Linked DNA regions of Homo sapiens: region 1 is linked to region 2. Evidence: read pairs that join two places in POLR2A ChIA-PET (ENCODE). Cell type or tissue: GM12878. All regions are shown on one strand. Each heading gives the region's core, and the rest is flanking DNA. Links, peaks and the distances in the headings are about the cores only.

Region 1 (5,241 bases), core at 1-5,000, 1.9 Mb before region 2:
GGTGGGATTAAGAAAGCGAAGATCTAGGACGCCTAGGACCTGAGGGCGAAGGAGGAGGTGGCTCTACGGACCCGGATGCCTGGCTCCTGAATCTCCCTCCGGGTTCCACATGACACTTTCCTTACCAGGTGAGAACCCGCCCGGAGGAAGAAGGAAGGCGCGGGCCGGGGATTAGGAGACGGAGGCGGACTCGGAGCCAGGGAACCAGGGGTCCGGGCTAGAGCTGGAGTCGTGAGCGCGCGCCCGCCCCGCTCTGGGAGGACCGCGAGGTAAGGCGCGGTGGGGACAGGGGTCCTGGGTCCCGGTCGGGAGGGAAAAGGGCCGCTGAATTCCCGGCCGCAGCCACGTGGCTGCAGGAAGCGCGCAGTGAAGCCCTCGCCGGGCCGGGGGTCTCCCCATCTGGGGTCCCCCGACCCGGCTGCACCGCAGCTCCCACGGGTCTGAGAACCAGTTGGGCCGGATCTAGAGTGGGTTGTTATTTCCGTCCTGGCGGGGCCGGGACTGAGAGAGGACAGAGGTGAACCAGCTGTGCCCGCCACCCTGCAGCTGGAGCCGTGGCCCTGCCCCAGCAGGAAAGAGAGGGGTGGGCGGAGGCGGGGGGAGAACGCGCGGCCCGGGCCTCCCCGGGCTCCACGGTCGCGCCCCGCTTTCTGCCTGTTCCACGTTGGTCACAAACAACAGCCCCTCTGTCCCGAGCCCTGGCAGCGTGAGGGACTTTTTCCGAGCATGACCTCATTGCTTTAAACACAATTCAACCAGAGGGAGGTCAGAGGCTTCTATTTAAGAGGACACCCAGGCTGGCAGAAGTGAAGCGACTTACCCAGGGTCTCAGAGCTAGGGCGCAGAGGTGGCATTCGAAAACGACTTCCAACTCGTTGTTCTGGTCTGGACTGGAGAGGAAAAAAGACAATCAAGGGTGTCAGAGGAAATCTCTCGCCTTCATATCAAATCAGAACATTATTATTTTTTTTCTCATGGGGTGGCATGCCCGTAGTCTCCTATGGGGAGCTAAGAGTTCGTCTGGATTCCAGATCTGGCGCGCAGCATTTGCTACTGTGTGACCCAGGGCAAGTGACTTAACTTCTCTGTGTCTCAGCCATCGCGCATCTGTAAAATGGAGTTGTCCTGAAGATTAAATAAATTAGTTCATTCATGGGGAGGCACTCAGGCTGGTGCCTGGCCCAGGATAAGCACTTGGAAAATAAAATTTCGGCACCCTCAGTGTAGTCTTTCTTTCTTCCCTTTCTTTCTTTCCTTCTTTTTTTCTTTCTTTTTCCTTCCTTCCTTCCTTCTTTCCTTTCTTTCTTTCTCCTTCCTTTCCTTTCTTTTTCTTTCTCTTTCTTTCTCTTTCCTTCCTTCCTTCCTTTTTTCCCTCCCTCTCCTCCCTCCTTTCCTTCTCTCTCTTTTTCTCTCTCTCTCTCCTTTTCTTTTCTTTTCTTCTTGAGACAGGGTCTCTTTCTGTTGCCCAGGCTGAAGTGCGGTGGGACGATCATACCTCACTGCAGCCTCAAACTCCTGGGCTCAAGGGATCTTCCCTTTTCAGCCTCCCAGGTAGCTGGAACTGCAGGTGCATGACACAGCACCTGGCTAATTTTTTATTTTTATTTTTGTAGAGAGATCATCTCACTTTGTTGCGCATTCTGGTCTCAAACTCCTGGGCTCAAGTGATCCTGCTGTCTCAGCCTCCCAAAGAGCTGGCATTGTAGGTGTGAGCCACGGCGCCCAGCCACAAACAAGAGTTCCAACCCCTGTTTTTTGAGGAGTAAACTGAGCTTTAGGTTGAGGAAGCCAGTTTGGGATCGCACAAGAAGGAAATGGCAAAATTTGAGCCCAGATGTGTGTGATGTCAGAAACCAAGACTTTATGTGTGTTGCCAGGTGCTGAAAAGTGGTGGCAACGGATAGGGCAATGGAAGGGGGATGCGAGGTGCATGCTGGGAGCTGGGTCTGACCAGAGGCAGGGGCTGAGAGCTGTCCACGAGTCAAGAGGCAGCAGAGAGTGGAGGCAGCCAGCTCTAGACACTGGAGTTCCCTAGAGCTGGCTTTGTGATCTTGGTCAGTCACGTCCTGTCTCGGATCACCCATTTCCTTCTCTGGAACACTGGGAGAATGATCCGAGGTGTGACTCCATTGAGCATATGTTAATTGAACATTCCCTGTGCGCTGGGCACTGTGCCAAGACTTGCAGGGACATATCCCTCCACCAATTCTTGCAAAAGGACTGGGAAGTATTAGATTAATATCATGCCATTTTCAAGATAAGGAAATGAGGTCAGAAAGGTCAAGTAAGTTGCTCAAAGCCACAGAGCGATCAGCACAGCCAGATTCAAACCTGTGCAATGGACTTTCTGAATTCCACTTTTTCACCTCTGACCCACAGCAGAGCAAGTGCTGAGATCATAGGCTCTGTTAGCAGCTAGAGAGGATTTTTTTTTTAAACTGTGGATCCAGAAGATACATTAATGAGCTGAGCTCAACATTTAAAAATAAAATAGATTACAATAGAAAATATCAGAGTAGGGGCCGGGTGTGGTGGCTCATGCCTGTAATCCCAGCACTTTGGGAGGCCGAGGTGGGCAGATCACGAGATCAGGAGTTCGAGACCAGCCTGGCCAACATGGTGAAACCCCATCTCTACTATAAAATACAAAAATTAGCCAAGCATGGTGGTGTGCACCTATAATCCCAGCTACTCGGGAGGCTGAGGCAGGAGAATCACTTGAACCTGGGAGGCGGAGGTTGCAGTGAGCCGAGATCGCGCCATTGCACTCTTGCCTGGGTGACAGAGCAAGACTCCATCAAAAAAGAAAAGAAAGAAAGAAGGAAGGAAGGAGAAAGAAAGAAAAGAAAGGAAGGAAGGAAGGAGGGAGGGAGGGAAGAAAAGAAAGAAAGAAGGAAGGAAGGAAGGAAGGAAGGAAGGAAGGAATCAGAGTATCTACCACGTTGTAAGACAAGTAAGTATTGGCCGGGCTTACTGGCACACACCTGTAATCTCAGCACTTTGGGAGGCCAAGGCGGGCAGATTGCTTGAGCTCAGGAGTTTGAGACCAGCCTGGGCAACATGGTGAAACCCCATCTCTACAAAAAAAAAAAAAAATACAAAAATAACACTACATGGTAGCATGAGCCTGTAGTCCCAGCTACTCAGGAGTCTGAGGTGGGAGGATCGCTTGAGTCCGGGAGGCGGAGGTTGCAGTGAGCCAAGATCTCACCACCGCACTCCAGCTGGGTGACAGAGTGAGACCCTGTCTCAAAACAAGACAAATCTTGTTTCTTAAAATTTTTATTTCCATTATGGGGAAGGAGAGAGTGGAGATTGTGTGCTAGGTAACGATAAAAATATATTTATTCATCTAGGTTGAGGTCAGAGAAATTTGATAAATGCTGCAGAGGTAGTAAATCAAAACTGGTTTCCCCATGGAAATCAATGTAAAGAGTGTGTGTGTGTGTGTGTGTGTGTGTGTGTGTAGGCCAGTCTTCAGAATCTAGCCATCTACAATTATTTTAAATCCCTTTGGCTTTCATTTTCCTCCATATTATCACCAATACTTCCCAGGGTGCCTGTTACGGTGAAAACAATGTCAGCGGCTTTGTCTTTCTCATAGTGTTCTATCCAACCTAATTTTTGTTCCACAATTATTGTTAGGGAAATATTTTCCCCCCAACGCTAGCATTACCCATTGGTTAGCACTATTACAAGTATAGTTTTCTTTGATCAGACTTTTCTATGTATCCTGAAAGGAAGGTAGTGTTATTTTATTTATCTTACAGATAGAAAAGTAAACAGGGAAATAAAGTAATTTATTGCAGTTCATACAGCTGGCAAAGGGTAGGGCTTCAACTGAAATAGGTTTTTATTATTGCGATAACAGTGACTGTTAAAACAAAAGTACAAGGTCATCAAAGTCCCTCCCAGAAGTTCCACACAAAACATGCAATGACCAGGATATGGGCAGACTCTGTGGCTGCGTTTCTATTTCATATTGAATTTAGGCCGGGCGTGGTGGCTCATGCCTGTATTCCCAACACTTTGGGAGGCCAAGGCAGGCGGATCACCTGAAGTCATGAGTTTGAGTCCAGCCTGGCCAACATAGTGAAACCTCATCTCTACTAAAAATACAAAAATTTGCAGGGCATGGCAGCGCACACCTGTAATTCCAGCCACTCAGGAGGCTGAGGCAGGAGAATCGCTTGAACCCCAGCCTGGGCAACAGAACAAGACTCCGTCTCAAAAAAAAAAAAAAAAGAATTTGGTGCAGCTATGGGCAATAAAGCACCTAGTTTACAATGCAGATGCTGCCAGCTTCAAATTTATGCAATTCTTCCCATTTTTTTTAACATAGGGCTTTTTATTTTTTTTTTGAGACAGAGTCATACTCTGTCACCCAGGCTGGAATGCAATGGCGCGATCTCAGCTCACCACAACCTCTGCCTCCCAAGTTCAAGCGATTCTCCTGCCTCAGCCTCTCAAGTAGCTGGGATTACAGGCATGCACCACCACAACCAGCTAATTTTGTATTTTTTTTTTAGTAGAGATGGAGTTTCACCATGTTGGTCAGGCTGGTCTCAAAGTCCTGACCTCAGGTGATCCACCCGCTTCAGCCTCCAAAAGTGCTGGGATTACAGGTGTGAGCCACCATGCCTGGCTAGGGAATTTATATTATTATTTTAGAAAACATAAGACATCATATTGTTAGGTTGTAGTCTCAAGATCAGGTACAGTTGGCCAGGCGTGGTGGCTCATGCCTGTAATCCCAGCACTTCGGGAGGCCGAGGCGGGCAGATCACGAGGTCAGGAGTTCAAGACCAGCCTGACCAACATGGTGAAACCCTGTCTCTACTAAAAATACAAAAATTAGCGTCTCAAAAAAAAAAAAAAAAGATCAGGTACAGTTGCCCCTTGGTAGCAGTGATGGGACTGGTTCTGGGACCCCTATGGATACCCAAATATGCAGATGTTTAAGTCTCTTATATAAATGCCCTAGTATTTGCATATAACCTATGTACATCCTCTCCTACACTTTAAATCATCTCTAGATTACTTATAATGCATAATACAATGTAAATGCTTTGCAAATAATTGTTATATTGTTTGAAACTTGTACTCATTTTTTATTACTGTATTTTTTCCCCAGTATTTTTTATCAGCAGTTGATTGAATCTGCTGATGCGGAACCCACAGATACCAAGGACTGTAATTCAAATCATAAAATGCACCCTAGGCAAAGCCCACCTGGGCCTC
Region 2 (5,481 bases), core at 181-5,180:
CTGAAGTGATCCACTAGCCTCACCCAAAGTGCTGGGATTACAGTCGTGAGCCTGGGCTACAGAGCCAGAGCCCATCCCAAATATTAATTAATTAAATTAAAAGTATTATGTAATAACACCAATTTTTTTTTTCCCACTTCACTGCTCCACTTCCTACCCAACTCTGGGAAAAGGCAAGAGAGTGACTCACAACTGAATAAGTCACTGCTGTTTGGCTGAATAGGGATTTCAGGTGGAAGCTAACCTCTGATGCTAAGATTTACAGGTACATGTCTCATAGACAGGAGTTTAAAAATTCTCAACCTCATCTGTATAATTTAAACAAGTTTTAAGTTATCAGATTATATACAAAGAAGTCAACGACTAATGATATCCAGTGAACTAACCTACTCATCTTTACCCAAAGTCCCCCGCTCCTTTTTTTCTTTTGAGACAGTGTCTCACTCTGTTGACCAGGCTGGAGTGCAGTGGCATGATCTCGGCTCACTGCAGCCTGGGCCTCCTGGGCTCAAGTTATCCTCCTACGTCAGCCTCCAGAGTAGCTAGGATTACAGCTGTGCACCATCACGCCCGGTTAATTTTTTTTTTTTTTTTTTTTTTTGGTCAGAGATGGGGAGGTCTCATTATGTTGCTCGAACTCCTGTACTCAAGCAATCCCCTTGTCTCAGTCTCCTATAGTGCTGGGATTAGAGACGTGAGCTACTGCGCCCAGCCCCTCTGTCTTCATTACTGTGCTTCCCTCGCTAAATCTGTACATATCTCTCATTCTCCCCTTCTCTCTCTAGCTCTTGTTTTCTTGTCTTTTTCCCTGGGCTTCCGTGCCTCATTTTTGCCCCTCTCCTCTTCTGCTGTTTATCCCCTTCTTCCCTCTATTACTTCTCTTCCACCTTTTCTGCTCCATCCTCGCTACTTATTTAACCTCTTATTGCTCCTTCTCCCACAATCTTTGGATTGTCCTCAACCTCCATAGATTCCGCCTCTTCTCCCATCTCTGCGCCTCCTCTGCTCTCCCTGTTACATTCTCTCTTCCCTGTTATACATCCCTGTCCACACTTTATGGCACTCTAGACCCACAGTAGTCCTCCCTGCTGTGCTTCTCCCTCTGTCCTTGCCACCAGCACCACTCTGCTCTGTCTGCCCTGGCTCCAAACCCCTCCTCCTCTCCCTCACTCTGATGAGCCTTCCTCTTTGCTGCCCCCTCTCTTCCTTGCTGTCCTTCATCTCTCTGTACATCTAGCTTTTCTCTACATTTCTCCAGTTGCTTTTCTCCTCCTGCTCTTTTCTTATCTCAGGTTTTCTACTGCTCTCTCTCACCTGATTCCTTTGGCCCATACAATTACAGGAGGGTTTGGAGTAAGACGTCTGCATCCCGGGGGAGCTCATTTTCCAGGGGCTGGAGCTGGGCAGGCAAGGACACCCCGTGTCACAGGACAGGCCCCGGACACCTTCCCAACGCGGGCTCAGGGGAAGCGGTGACGGCGGAGAGGAGACCTGGGGAGCAGCAGGGCCCGGCACGAGAAGGGAGGTGGGGGACGACGGCGCCTTAAGACAATGGTGGGGTCTGAAGGATCTCAGGACCAGGCAGAGGACGCAGCCTCCGCGGGACTGGGGGCACGGCGCTGCACTCGAGGGGCCGTCGAAGGCGAGGGTGGGAGGCGCCCAGGGCGGGAATCCACCTCACCTGTAAGGACTTTAAAAAGCGCGGGGCGGGAGGAGTTAGAAAAAGGTTTTGAGCAGGAAAACTACCCAATACAAAGTGTATACATTGCCCTATAGCAGCAAGACCAGAGACCGCACCAGCTTCAAGGCGATTTTAAACCCAAAAGGAAGTGAACCCCGGACTCTCAAAGGGAAGTCTCAATTTGCTCTGGGTGAAGACGGGCGAGAATTTCCAGGTCTGTGGGGACCCCACGTCCCAGGTACAGACGCGCCGGGGACCTGGGACGCACAGACTTAATATAAAACAGAGAGAAACTCACGCGCTGCCGTGGGACCTTCACTCCACGCTCTCCGCTTCCAGGTTCGCGCTGATCTGCTCGCGCAGGACAGAAGCCAGGCCTGGGCGGGGTCCAGGAGGAGGTGGGCGGGGCCTGGGCAGGCGGAAGCGGGGCGCGAGGCGGAGAGACTTTGCCCTTTAGAACCGGCAGAGGGCGGGGCCGGGGCGGGACAGAGTCAGTCTTGAGCCCAGCGCCTCCGTTTTTCGGGTTTTGGAAGGGAGACTGGCCGGGAAGGCTGAGGCATGAGTCAAAAGCCCTGGAATTGTCTGGAACGGGGATGCAAACTAGAATGTGAAATGCAAAGTCCTGCCTGGGCAGAACTACGATTTCATACTGAGGGCCCACAGGACAGAACAGAAATCCTCTCCCTTTCTATTCTCCATTCACTCGGGGTCGGGGAGGGCGGGTCGGCGGTGGGGGCAGAGTCCACCCTGTGCTCAGCTTCAGAGACTTCCCTAGGGCCACCGCCTGGGATGCGGGACGGAGTGCTCAGGCCAGGGAGGAGCGAAGTCACCACCTGCTGCTTAAACACAGCAGAGATGCGGGCACTGGGGAGGGAGCCTGAGGTCCCAGCTACTCAGGAAGCAGCAGCGGGAGGGTTGCTGAGCCTGGGGTTCCAGACCAGCCTGGGCGACAAAGTAACACCCCCTCCCGCAGGGCTCCCTTCCTCGTTCTCTAACTTTTTAAAATAAAATTTTGATTGTGTGATGTAGGGATCCAACATTATTCTTTTCCATGTGAATATCAAGTTAGTTGTCCCAGCACATTTGTGGAGGAGATCTATTACTTTCTTAATTTCCTTTTTTTTTTTTTAAGACAGAGTATTTCTCTGTCGTCCAGGCTGGAGTGCAGTGGCAAGGTCTCGGCTCAGTGCAGCCTGTACACCCTGTGTTGAAGTGATTCTCCTGCCTCACCCTCCGGAATAGCTGGCATTACAAGCGCGCCACCATGTCCGGCTAATTTTTGTATAATTGGTAGAGATGGGGTTTCACCATGTTGGCCAGGCTGGTCTCAAACTCCTGACTTGAAGTGATCTGCCTGCCTTGGCCTCCCAGAGTGCTGTGATTACAGGCGTGAGCCACCATGCCTGGCACAAGAAATACTCTTTACTTCACTATTTAAATGTTGAGACAATATATTTGAAAACAAAATGATCTTCCCCCAAATGAAAAATCATCTCCACGATAATAAAGAAATAAAAATCATTTTATTAATAAATAAGCCTTAGACCAGAATGTGATGGGAAATAGAGGAAAAGAGCTAAGAGTTTGAAATCAGATGCTTCAGTGTTCTATACAACCCATTAAGGACATGTTTTCAAGATAAACACTAATCAGTCCTCAGGGAAGAGGACACATAGTTGAACAGTCACACATAGTTCATCCTGACTCTACTTGGTAATGGAGGTGACCATCTGTGTCAGCTAACTAGCGTCATCCTGAGGGAGGGGGAGAAACCCTAACCCACAACTTTTGGCAAGTGTGAGTTTTACAACATGGCGACAGGGGCCCTCTCTGGTGAGGCTCCTACAATCCGACAGAAACTGATGTCAGCAGTAAATAATAAAATTTAGAATATATGATTAAGTACAGAATTTATTTGAAGGCAAAGCTTGGAAATAGCCACGTGGAAACATCAACTCTAAATGAATGGGATCAGCGTTCCCAAGTAGAGACGTTAAGATTTCACACACAGGGAAAGACAGAGAAGCTTTAGCAGAATCACCACGTTTTTTATTCTGGGCCAGTGCATAGGCTGCAGCAACTTGATTGATTACGGATAGATACACTTCAAGGAAGGTTACTTTATCACTACATAAGAAGGGACAATGATCCGAGGAGGTCTTATCTCTGGGGCTACTTAGTCTTCTTAATTACTTACAGGAAAACTCTTAGAAGTTGCACCTGCATTCCACTGGACTCAGGTTGCCTGACCACATTCCTCTCAAGGCTCAGAATTATCTCAAAGTCCATAGCCTTAAATTGAAGTTATTTGATGTTTGAATTATTTAATTTCCTACTGAGATAAAGGTACTGTTTCCCTTGTTGTTTGCCTTTCAAAGAGAGCTCCCAAGTCCTTCAAAAATACACCCCTGGGTCATTAAGCTGAAAAAAGGTTTAATTTCTAAAAAAAAAAAACAAAGTTAGCCGGGCATAGTGGTTCATACCTGTAATCCCAGCTACTCGGGAAGCTGAGGCAGGAGAATCGCTTGAACTCGGGAGACGGAGGTTGTGGTGAGGCGAGATCGTGGCTTGCACTCAAGCCTGGGTAACAAGAGAAAAACTCTGTCTAAAAAAAAAAACCTCAGAAGACAGAGAAAATGAATTTACAAATTTTCTAATTGAATGTTCTAAGAGACAAAAGGAAAGAAAAATCTCTTCCTTTACTTTTAAAGGAGGACTTATACCTCTCATTTATTTGCTTGTTTGAGACAGGGTCTAGCTTTTTCACCCAGGCTGGAGTGTGGTGGCAAGATCAGAGCTCACTGCAGCCTCCAACTTTCTGGCTCAAGTGATCCTCCCACCTCAGCACCCCAAGCAGCTGGGACCACAGGTGTGGACTAACACACCTGGCTGTTTTTTTTTATTTTTAGTAGAGATGAGGTCTTACTATGTTGCCTAGGCTGATTTCGAATTCCTGGGCTTAAGCGATCCTCCCTCCTTGGCCTCTCAAAGTGCTGGGATTACAGGTGTGAGCCACCGCTCCGGGCCCTGAGTTTATTTCCATGAAATATGAAATTATCCTCCACTCCTGGGAGTAATAGGCAGTTTTGCACGTCACCTTTCAGTTTCCATTATCCACTCAAACAACCCAGGACCTTGCTTAGTTTAATAATCCCTTCTAATTGCCAGTGCCCGCGGCAACCAGCGCGCCACTCCACCCCTTTACCGAGGTCCCTGCCCCTCTCCCCCACCCTGCCCCAGACAGAGGGGAGCTCGCCCCGCCTGCCGGATGCGTGACTCTACCTGCTCAAAAAAGGCGCTTTGCATTAAAACCATTTTCAACTTAAGAGGAAAAACGATTCAGCGTTCAGTACAGGTGGCCCAACACAATATGTTGTTTTACCTTCGATTGTTTGAAATATTAACTTAGGGGCCGGGCGCGGTGGCTCGCGCCTGTAATCCCAGCACTTTGGGAGGCCGAGGCGGGCGGATCACGAGGTCAGGAGATCGAGACCATCCTGGCTAACACAGTGAAACCCCGTCTCTACTGAAAATACAAAAAATTAGCCAGGCATGGTGGCGGGCGCCTGTAGTCCCAGCTACTCGGGAGGCTGAGGCAGGAGAATGGCATGAACCCGGGAGGCGGAGCTTGCAATGAGCCGAGATCGCGCCACTGCCCTCCAGCCTGGGCGACAGAGCAAGTCTCTAAAATGGACAGGAGGCATCCCTGTGATATTAGGGGTAATATCACGGCACATCAGAAACTATCCACCAATTAGTACCCGGAGAATCTAGTCCTGCAGGGCAAGAGGATGACAGCA

The links. ChIA-PET counts read pairs that join two places held together with the same protein. Peaks named below come from ENCODE experiments on the same cell type or tissue, not always from the same donor. Only the 100,000 strongest peaks of a DNase experiment are listed, where the experiment ranks them.
Region 1: POLR2A ChIA-PET joins it to region 2 with 8 read pairs; 1 of 35 experiments calls an interaction of 5 or more read pairs at or near these places.

Annotation. Positions count from the first base shown.
Region 1 is chr19:54,466,573-54,471,813 of GRCh38, reverse strand. CDC42EP5 (CDC42 effector protein 5) reads left to right here. Exons shown (of 3, transcript NM_145057.4): 2 at 129-269. Among named protein-coding and RNA genes, the nearest start is that of CDC42EP5, 4.1 kb to the left of the region's middle. In GM12878, for the core only: no CTCF peak of the experiment used is centred there; no DNase peak of the experiment used is centred there; H3K4me3 peaks cover 470 bases.
Region 2 is chr19:52,597,854-52,603,334 of GRCh38, reverse strand. LOC137778871 (a long non-coding RNA gene) reads right to left here and starts at 2,034. Exons shown (of 3, transcript NR_197425.1): 1 at 1,980-2,034. It also overlaps a transcript of ZNF701 not described here and the pseudogene ZNF137P. RefSeq lists enhancers at 1,075-1,154, 1,815-1,864, 1,476-1,982, 1,935-1,994 and a silencer at 2,115-2,174. In GM12878, for the core only: CTCF peaks have their summits at 1,189 and 2,153 (motif pointing right); a DNase peak (open chromatin) is centred at 2,074; H3K4me3 peaks cover 1,751 bases; H3K27ac peaks cover 543 bases.